Regions from separate parts of the Homo sapiens genome. Here region 2 is linked to region 1. A link is a contact called in ENCODE Hi-C or POLR2A ChIA-PET data. All regions are on one chromosome and are shown on one strand. The core of a region is the stretch at or near the end of the contact, and the rest is flanking DNA. Distances in the headings are between cores, read along the strand shown.

Region 1 (4,587 bases), core at 1,355-3,854:
CCCTAATGGCAGTCCCAGCAACAACCACTGTAATACATTTAAAACCATTTTGATTTTTAATATCATTTTTGTTTGTTTGTTTTGAGAGAAAGTCTTGCTCTGTTGCTCAGGCTGGAGTGCAATGGCGCCATCTCGGCTCACTGCAACCTCCATCTTCAGGGTTCAAGCGATTCTTCTGCCTCAGCCTCCCCAGTAGCTGAGACTACAGGTGCCCACCACTACGCCTGGCTAACTTTTGTATTTTTAGTAGAAATGGGGTTTCTCCATGTTGGCCAGGCTGGTCTCTAACTCCTGCACTCAGGTTATCTGCTCACCTTGGCCTCCCAAAGTGCTGGGATTACAGGAGTAAACCACGGCGCCTGGCCTGATTTTTAATATAATTTTAAGAGTAGTTTAATTACAAAGACTAACCAAGCCTTATTTCATTCCAGATGTTCTGAATTTTGACGTTTTACTTAAAGCATTTGAACAGTGGAGTCAGCCTAATTTGAAGTCTATACTTACCGTTATGAATGTTTAGCATTATCAGGTAACCCTTATCCAAATATTTTGGGAAAGTAAACCCTAAAAGGAAACCCATTATACACCGTAAGCTGCTCTTTATGTGTCTAATGCCCTGACAATACAACAACTTTATTCACATGATCACTCATTAATTTATTAATAAAATATTTATTCACCACCTACTACATGCTGTACATCCAGTTTCTGTCTCAGTTTGAACCTTGAACTTCCATGCTGTTGTTCTCGTGAGTTTTCATCATGATGATATAGTATGTCTGTCAAGCAGAAGCTGTGGTTTGTGGTTGTGGTGGGGGTGAGGGAAGATGGCTAGGTTCAGAGCTGGTAGGTATATTTTTATGATGAAGCCCATGATCAGTTTTGAAGTGGGAACAGTCTTGGACTCAGAGATAGAACAGGGTTCTTGTTCCAAGCGCTGCAACTTACTTGCTGAGAGATGGTGGAAAGTCACTCCTTCTCCAGATGTCAATTTCCATGTCTGGAAAATGTTAGGTTGGGTGGGGGTAATTCCTTAGCTCTCATGAATGATTCATCATCTTGGCCAATTTTCTTGTCATTTGCCACCTAATTTATAAGTTGAATGCAGGGGAAAGAACCAAACCAAACCACCTGCTTACCCAACCAACCCAACCAGTAAAGCCATGTCCTGGCAACACTTCTTGTCTCCTGCTCAGATTTTCTGGTATTCCAGCAGTAGAAAACAGTTCTTCATGCTGCTTTGTGTTTGTTTGTGCTGATCTTTGGCTATTTCTGAATTGGAGGAAGATTCTCTGGACTTTTTTAGAGCCTCCCACTGGCAAAGAAGGGCAAAAAAATCTGAGGATATAACCTACCCCAAACAATACTCAGAGTTGGGGTCAAAATATTGATAGTCACTTGGTGGCTTCCTGATATCTCAAATCCAATATTTTTTGTTTTTGTTTGTTTGAGACAGGGTCTCTATCGCGCAGCCTGGAGTGCAGTGGCACAATCTTGGCTCACTGCAACCTCCACCTCTTAGGTTCAAGCAGTTCTACTGCCTTAGGCTCCCAAGTAGCTGGAATTACAGGTGCATGCCACCATCCCTGGCTAATTTTTGTAATTTTAGTAGAGATGAGCTTTCCCCACGTTGGCCAGGTTGGTCTCGAACTCCAGATCTCAAGTGATCCACCCACCTCGGCCTCCTCCCAAAGTGTTGGGATTACAGGAGTGAGACACCACGCCTGGCCCAAAATGTCTTAAATTAAGAGCATTTTAGGCTATTTTGTTCTTGAAGCTTGGTCAGTTACTGCTACTTGTACATCATTTCAAGTTTTTAATTATTTAAACATAAACCATGAGTTTGACTTTTATTTAGGTCAACTTTCTATGAAACAGAGGGAAATAAGCCACTCTGAATTGGCTAATAGTTTAATTCTATGTCAAATGTAGAATTTCTTTTCTTTTCTTTTCTTTTTGAGACAGAGTTTCACTCTTCTTGCCCATGCTGGAGTGCGATGGTGCGATCTTGGCTCACCGCAACCTCCGCCTCCCGGGTTCAAGTGATTCTCCTGCCTCAGCCTGCTGAGTAGCTGGGATTACAGGCATGCACCACCACACCCGGCTAATTTTGCATTTTTAGTAGAGACAGGGTTTCTCCATGTTGGTCAGGCTGGTCTCGAGCTCCCAACCTCAGGTGATCCACCTGCCTCAGCCTCCCAAAATGCTGGGATTACGGGTGTGAGCCATCATGCCCGGTCTCTTTTTTTTTTTTTTTTTTTTTTTTGAGATGGAGTCTCTCTCTGTCATCCTGGCTGGAGTACAGTGGTGCGATCTTGGCTCACTGCTACCTCCGCCTCCCAGGTTCAAGCAATTCTCGTGCCTCAGCCTCCTGAGTAGCTAGGATTACAGGCACATGCCACCATGCCTGGCTAAGTTTTGTATTTTTAGTAGAGACGGGTGTCACCATGTTGGCCAGGCTGGCAAATGTAGAATTTCTAAGCTGTGCTTGATATTGTTTTGTCATCTAAACAGGAGATTTTTCCACAATGGTAGCTTCAACCTGAACACCCAAGATGACATGTGCCTTTGGAATGTCACCTGACAAGACCACACTTTGTCTGTAAGAGAACACCAGTGTCTGGTAACCCACAAACCTTGTTTGGTCTCTGTGAGGAGTTCTGTTTCACCCGATAGCCGCAGCCTCTCTGTAGAGTACAGTGTGACCACATCAGTCATTGGATTTTGTGCCAGGGATTCCCATGAGAGAACAGATTGCATTTGTCTGTAAATGTTTCCTTAGATAATGTGCAGTTTCTTTGGTTGTTTTTTCCCCAAAAACAAACATAAAAGGGGTGAAAATTTTCCAGCTCTTTATTTTGATGTTTGGCAGGAATATGCTTTGATATATTAAGAGAGGTTTTGGTGTGTGTGATATTCTCTGTTACTCCATGAACCTCCTGCTGCTGGGCAGACAGAAACCAAGCTCTGTTGCCTCAAGGGACAGTTGTCATAGCAGAACCCGAGAAATAAGAATCAAACTCTTGTCTTTTAGTTTTAAAAGCTAACAGCCAGGTGGAAGATGCAAAAGATTGAGAAGAATAGGTGGCCAAGGCGAGTCAGTTTTTCCATCGCTGAAGATAAGATAAATCTACTTGTCCAAGACAGAAAAGACTGGAAGAGGGGAACAGTTTAGTGAGGCTGGGGACAAGGGGACCAATTGAAGCAGGCGCTGTTTGTCTTCACCACCAGGAAGCTGTGATGAGCCTCCATGGATCCTCTACAGACCCCACGCTCTGTTTAGAAGCATTCTTCACCTTCCACATAATTTAGGGTCCTTCTCCTCCGTGGGCTACTTGTGAGCAACACTTGCTTGCACCCCATCTTTTTTCAGCATCTCACTGCTCACTGTGGAGGATTCCCCTTTCAGCAGCCTAGGAAATTTAAGTTGCCAAGAAGCTGCCTTTCCAATTCCTTTTTTCTTCCCTTAAAATCCTAATTTACTGTCTCTGAACAGAAGAATTGTGGGTGCTGGCAGGCCTCTGCTTCTGGTAGTCACTCTTCAACTGACCTCATAGAGATCATAAAGCTCTCAGAATTTGGAGCTTTTTCTTTTTCTTTCTTTTTCTCTCCAGAAATATGCTTACCCAAGAATATGGGGCTAGACCGATTTACCAAACAACTGCAAATTAACTAATTCAGATGTGTTAATTCTGAATTTTTTTTCAGGTACAGATAAGAACCCAAATTATTCATTGCACTTAAAGAAAACATAATTCAAATTAATCATACCACTTAGCATTAATTAATGTACTAGTTCATTGCAGAATCTATTGCCCATGGTCAATTCCACCAAATCAATTTCAGAGGCTGCAAGTCTAGAATTATCTCTCTTCATTTGTACTCTTTCTCCTCACCAGAAGTCAGTATATTAAAACCTGATTTAATTAGATACACTCAACAGGGGATGGTTGAGCTTTCTTTCATTTCGTCAGTGTAGGATTCTGTTATAAATAATCCCAAAATAGAAGTTGTTTAACAAAATTAAAAGTTCATGGGTTGCTCACAAAAAGTCTAATGCTGTTGTTCCTAGTTGAGAGGTCTTCTAGTCTTCTCTCTTCCAAGGGGCCATCTGGGGATCCAGGATCCTTCCATCTTGTGGCTCCATATTTTGGCTTCCAGGTCACTGTTATGCACTGAATTGTATCTTCCCCAGATTCATATGTTGAAACTCTAGCCCGCAGTTCCTCAGAATGTGACTCTATCTGGAAACAGGGCCTTTAAAGATGTGATTAAATTAAAATGAAGCTGTTAGGATGGGCCCTAATCTAATGTGACTGATGTTCTTAGAAGAAGAAGAGGAAATTTGGAGATATAAAGAGACACCGGAGATGTGCTCACAGAGAGGAAAGCCCACGTGAGAACATGGCGAGAGGGCAGCTGTCTGCCTGCTAGTGAGAGAGGCTTTAGGAGAAACCAAACCTGCCAGCACCTGGGTGATGGGCTTCCAGCCCCCAGAACTGTGAGAAAATAAATTTCCGTTCTTTAAGCCCCCCCCAGTCTGTGATATTTTGTCATGGTAGCCCCAGCAAACTAATACCTGCACCT
Region 2 (4,587 bases), core at 812-3,311, 2.6 Mb after region 1:
TATATGTCACTTATGTGTATAAGCTTTGATCACTATATTGTTTAATGTTGGCCAAAGCTATAAACACCCAAGTAATCATTATTGATTACAAATTTGAATTCTGGTATAAAATGTATGCATCAACTATTGTGGAGAGTTCATATCAAATGGCTTCTTATTGCCAAGGAAAATGCCCCTTTGACTGCGTCACATATAAAACTCAATTTGCCAGCCTGGGCAACATGGTGAGACTCTGTCTCTACAAAAAAATACAAACAATTAGCCAGGTGTGGTGTCACGTGCCTGTGGTCCCAGCTACTTGAGAGGCTGAGGCAGGAGGATCTGCTTGAGCCTGTGCTCCAGCCTGGGTGACAGAGCAAGACTGTGTCAATCGATCAATAAAACAAAAATCAACTCGGAGGTAAAGAATTTATTTGCTCACTAGATATCCAGATCTAGACAGCTGGCTCACTATGAACCTGTGAATATCTAGCAAGATTAATATTATTACTAGTTGCCTAAGTATTTCACCCTAAGCTTTAGAAAAGTGGGAACAGGAGATGAGATATGAGTAGAAGATCCCAGGGTAGTTGAGGGTGACAGCAAAAAAGGGCAATGACGTATAAGTCCTCATAATAAAGTTTTCTTGGCTGTAAATTACATCTAAAGACTGTAAAGAACTAGCAAATTACAAGAAAGAGTGACTTTTATATATTTTGCCAACCTCAAATGTGCTGAAAACAGTTCTCCCTCTCACCCTTTCATCCCCGAAACTGATTCAGGCTTCAGTTCACCCTTTTACTGAACTGTGAATGAGCCTCTTAGGACATAAACTTGTGAGGTGAACAGAGTTCAGCATATGCTCTCCCAACAGATGTTCCAGCACCACCGCAAAGAGTTACAATGTGATTCTTATCTTTCTGCATACTCCTACTACATAGCTGTAGTAGGACTTCTAAATTTAAAGTCTTAAGATTTTTTTTAACCCACCTTTTAATTAACCCTCAAAAGATCCAGCTGAGTTTTAAAAATTTGGACTATGTTGCTAAAAAAAAAAAAAAAAAAAAAAAAAAGTAACAGTGCGAGTGTAAACATCTTGGAAGCCTAAATCTGAAAAACGTAACAAAACTTTTTTTTTTTAAGTTTAAAGCCTGTCAAGTTGGTAGCTTATTAAATTCCTCCAGTCACATGAAATTCACAGCAGAACAAGGATTCAAAATGGGTTAGGCACCGAAATGTCATTTAGCAAATCAATGATTCCCAAAAGATAGAGGTTTAGGGGCGGGGAAGGGAGAGGCTTTTCCTAAACTATCCAGGAAATAATTTTCACAGAGCGTTACAGACTAGGAGCGTCCCCAGCAGCGCTCACCCTCGGCCGGCCGGGTCCCGCTGCGCACCTCCCGGCCGCGCGTCCCCACCTGCGCACGGTGCCTCCAGCCTGGGCGTGGGCGCGGCCCGGGATCGCGGCGCCGGGGCCGCAAACCGGGGCCGCAAACCAGCGCCGCCACCCGCGTCCGGACCCAGTCCCCTGTGAGCGACACCTGGCAAAGTTTCACAAGGTGGGAGACAGCCCACCGCCGGCTTTCAGGAAGTGCACTGGGCGGTGAGGACTCGAACGAGCTCGTCCCGGGGCTGGCGCACTCACTTCGGAGAAACCCCTGCTCCCGGGACGCGTTCACTCCGGCCGCGCAGGCAGCCCGGGCACCACTGGCGGAGGCGGGGCGGCAGCTGGCAAGCAGAGGAGAATCAGGAGTCCAAAGCCGGGCCAGGGCCCTCAGGAAAGGTGAGAGCGGCCGCGTCCCTCCGCTCACGTGGGCCTCGCACGCTCCTCACCGCTCCCGGGCTACCCTCACGCCGCCCCACGGCCCCAGCCCGCGTCCTCCTCCTGCCGAGCACCAGCCTTTAGGACCGCACGGAAGCCGCCGAGAGGGAGGCGGCCGGCCAGCAGTTGGGCGTGGCTTCCTGGAGAAAGGCGGCCCCCCAGGGGGCGGGGAGAGCGACGTCACCGTCGATTCGCGGTGCTGATTGGCGGAGGTGAGGTGCGCGGAGCCCGCAAGCTTCTCCGCCCGGCCCGGCTGCTCCACCTCCTCACCCAGCCGCTCCGTCCTCACCGGCTCGCGAGGGAACAGCTCAGGCACCGCCGCCCCGGCTCAGCGCGGACGGCGGAGAGAGGGAGGCGGAAGGAGGACACCCTCGCTCGCTTGCTCCCACCCGCACCCGGGCTCCCAGAACCGGCGAGGAGCCCAGGGGGAGGAGCCGTCGCGGGCACGCCCCGCCCCCAGCCCGGGAAGACGACGCCAGCGACCCCGCCGGCCGGCCACCGCCCCCCTCGCCGGCCGAGACCCGCCCCCGGCCCCGGCCCTCCCCCGGCGGCATGGAGGGGCCCCGCTCCTGACGGCCGCGCCGCCGCCTCGGCCCGTGCTCCACCTCGCGGCCCCTCCCGCCCGCCCCCGCTCGCATGTCTGCGCCGCCCTAGCCGAGGATGCTGAGGATGAAGCTGCCGCTGAAGCCAACGCACCCCGCGGAGCCGCCGCCCGAGGCGGAGGAGCCCGAGGCGGACGCGCGGCCGGGCGCGAAGGCGCCTTCGCGCCGCCGCCGCGACTGCCGCCCCCCGCCGCCGCCGCCGCCGCCCGCGGGCCCGTCGCGGGGCCCTCTGCCGCCGCCGCCGCCGCCCCGGGGACTCGGGCCGCCTGTTGCTGGTGGAGCGGCGGCGGGGGCGGGTATGCCGGGCGGCGGCGGGGGGCCCTCGGCGGCGCTGCGCGAGCAGGAGCGGGTATACGAGTGGTTCGGGCTGGTGCTGGGCTCGGCGCAGCGCCTGGAGTTCATGTGCGGGCTGCTGGACCTGTGCAACCCGCTGGAGCTGCGCTTCCTTGGCTCGTGCCTGGAGGACCTGGCGCGCAAGGACTACCACTACCTGCGCGACTCGGAGGCCAAGGCCAACGGCCTCTCGGACCCGGGGCCGCTGGCCGACTTCCGAGAGCCCGCGGTGCGCTCGCGCCTCATCGTCTACCTGGCGCTGCTGGGCTCGGAGAACCGGGAGGCCGCTGGCCGTCTGCACCGCCTGCTACCCCAGGTGGACTCGGTGCTCAAAAGCCTGCGCGCGGCCCGGGGCGAGGGCTCGCGGGGCGGCGCGGAGGACGAGCGCGGCGAGGACGGCGACGGCGAGCAGGACGCCGAGAAGGACGGCTCAGGCCCGGAAGGCGGCATTGTGGAGCCCCGGGTCGGCGGCGGGCTTGGCTCCAGGGCCCAGGAGGAACTGCTGCTGCTCTTCACCATGGCCTCGCTGCACCCGGCTTTCTCCTTCCACCAGCGGGTCACCCTGAGGGAACACTTGGAGAGGCTCCGCGCCGCGCTCCGCGGGGGCCCCGAGGACGCGGAGGTGGAGGTAGAGCCGTGCAAGTTTGCCGGCCCCAGGGCCCAGGTAAGGCGCACGGAGCCTCCCTGGACTCGCGGTGCGATCGCTGCCCCGGCGGCCTCCCCGGCCTCGCTCTCGGACGCCCCTTGCCCGAGCCCCAGCCCGGCGCAGGTGGCTCGGAATCCCCACCCGGCAGCTCCCAGCGCCAGAGGGCTGAGCTTCGTCTCGCTGGGCCGCTCCGTTCCACTCCCCCACCCCACCCCACACCCCGGCAGACACAGCCACCCGCCATCACAGAATGCTCTAGAAGTCCCTTCCGTGCCACGGTGTTGCCACGGAAGACGTGGAGCTCCCCGCCCGGGGCCCCTCTCGGAGGAAAAGTGTCGGGACGTTTTTGGCTCTGAGCATCTCAGCGCTCGGTGCGGGAGCCGCCGGGCGCTGGAGGAACCTGTGTGAGAGCCAGCCGCAGTGAGCCCCAGGCAGCGCCGTCCTTCCCCGCCTGCCTGGCCGGGGCTCCGCCTCCCGTCTCCGGGCTCTGCCGGGCCCTCGGCGGGGTGTCCTGAAGGTGCGCTCCCGGCGAGCTGCCCTTGTCTTTGGCACAGAGGGACTTTTTTTGCCCAGTGTGTGCCTGAGTTAAAAGGGGTCGTACGGGTCCTTGTGGCTTCTGCTCTGAGGGCTTGTGTTCCCAGCAGACATCTGACGTAGAGACCTGCGAATGGATCTGAGATGAGTAGTAACGCAGGTTGTCCGGGGAGAGAAACCTTTTCTAGCGCGGCCTGGGATGCTTTTTCCCTCCGGCACACGCGCTTTCTCACGGGCTTGATTCCTGCCTACAGATTGGGGTTCCGGGATATTTGTTGAGCGTTTACGATAGGCGTTAATGTTGCCCAAAAGAATCACTTAAACACCAAAATGTAGTAGACGAGAATCCAGATGAGACACTTGTCGCAAACATTAAAGATGAATTTTTTTTACAGCCATGAAAGCAATTTAATGATAATTAGGGTCCAGTGAGTCTTTGAGGAGGACTTTTCCATGGGAAGGTGGGGAGTAGGTTTCAGTAAGAGTGAGAACTGTAAAGTGAGATTATTTGTGGGGTCACAGGCTTTTGAAAGGTGTTGATTTGGATGCCATGTTTTTCAGCTTAGGTGATCTCTAGGAGATAATGGAAAAGGGGATTTTCTCCTCTCCTTGCTTGAACGTTAATTCAGTATATATATATCTGCTGTCATTCAGTACCCCAGAACTAAAAT

Evidence for each region. Hi-C counts contacts between places; a loop is a spot of excess contacts on that map. ChIA-PET counts read pairs that join two places held with the same protein, here RNA polymerase II (POLR2A). Pooled maps may share reads with other maps.
Region 2: a map with no recorded cell type shows a loop between it and region 1 (4-fold over the local background). The contact joins the promoter of ZCCHC2 here to the enhancer-like site in region 1. A Hi-C loop is called at or near these places in 1 of 37 single-sample maps with no recorded cell type and 1 of 50 pooled maps. POLR2A ChIA-PET finds 5 or more read pairs at or near these places in 2 of 52 experiments (AG04450 and activated T-cell).

What each region holds. Positions count from the first base shown.
Region 1 is chr18:59,920,712-59,925,298 of GRCh38, forward strand. No RefSeq gene overlaps it. Among named protein-coding and RNA genes, the nearest start is that of PMAIP1, 23 kb to the left of the region's middle. RefSeq lists an enhancer at 2,877-3,016. Within about 2 kb of position 2,605, at least 4 of the 41 ENCODE cell types and tissues checked have a DNase peak (open chromatin) inside an H3K27ac peak, as active enhancers do.
Region 2 is chr18:62,520,964-62,525,550 of GRCh38, forward strand. It overlaps ZCCHC2 (zinc finger CCHC-type containing 2), which reads left to right and starts at 2,062. Exons shown (of 14, transcript NM_017742.6): 1 at 2,062-3,400. The coding sequence starts at 2,462. RefSeq lists silencers at 1,316-1,425, 1,656-1,925, 1,956-2,455, 3,346-3,585, 3,826-3,955 and an enhancer at 2,771-3,344.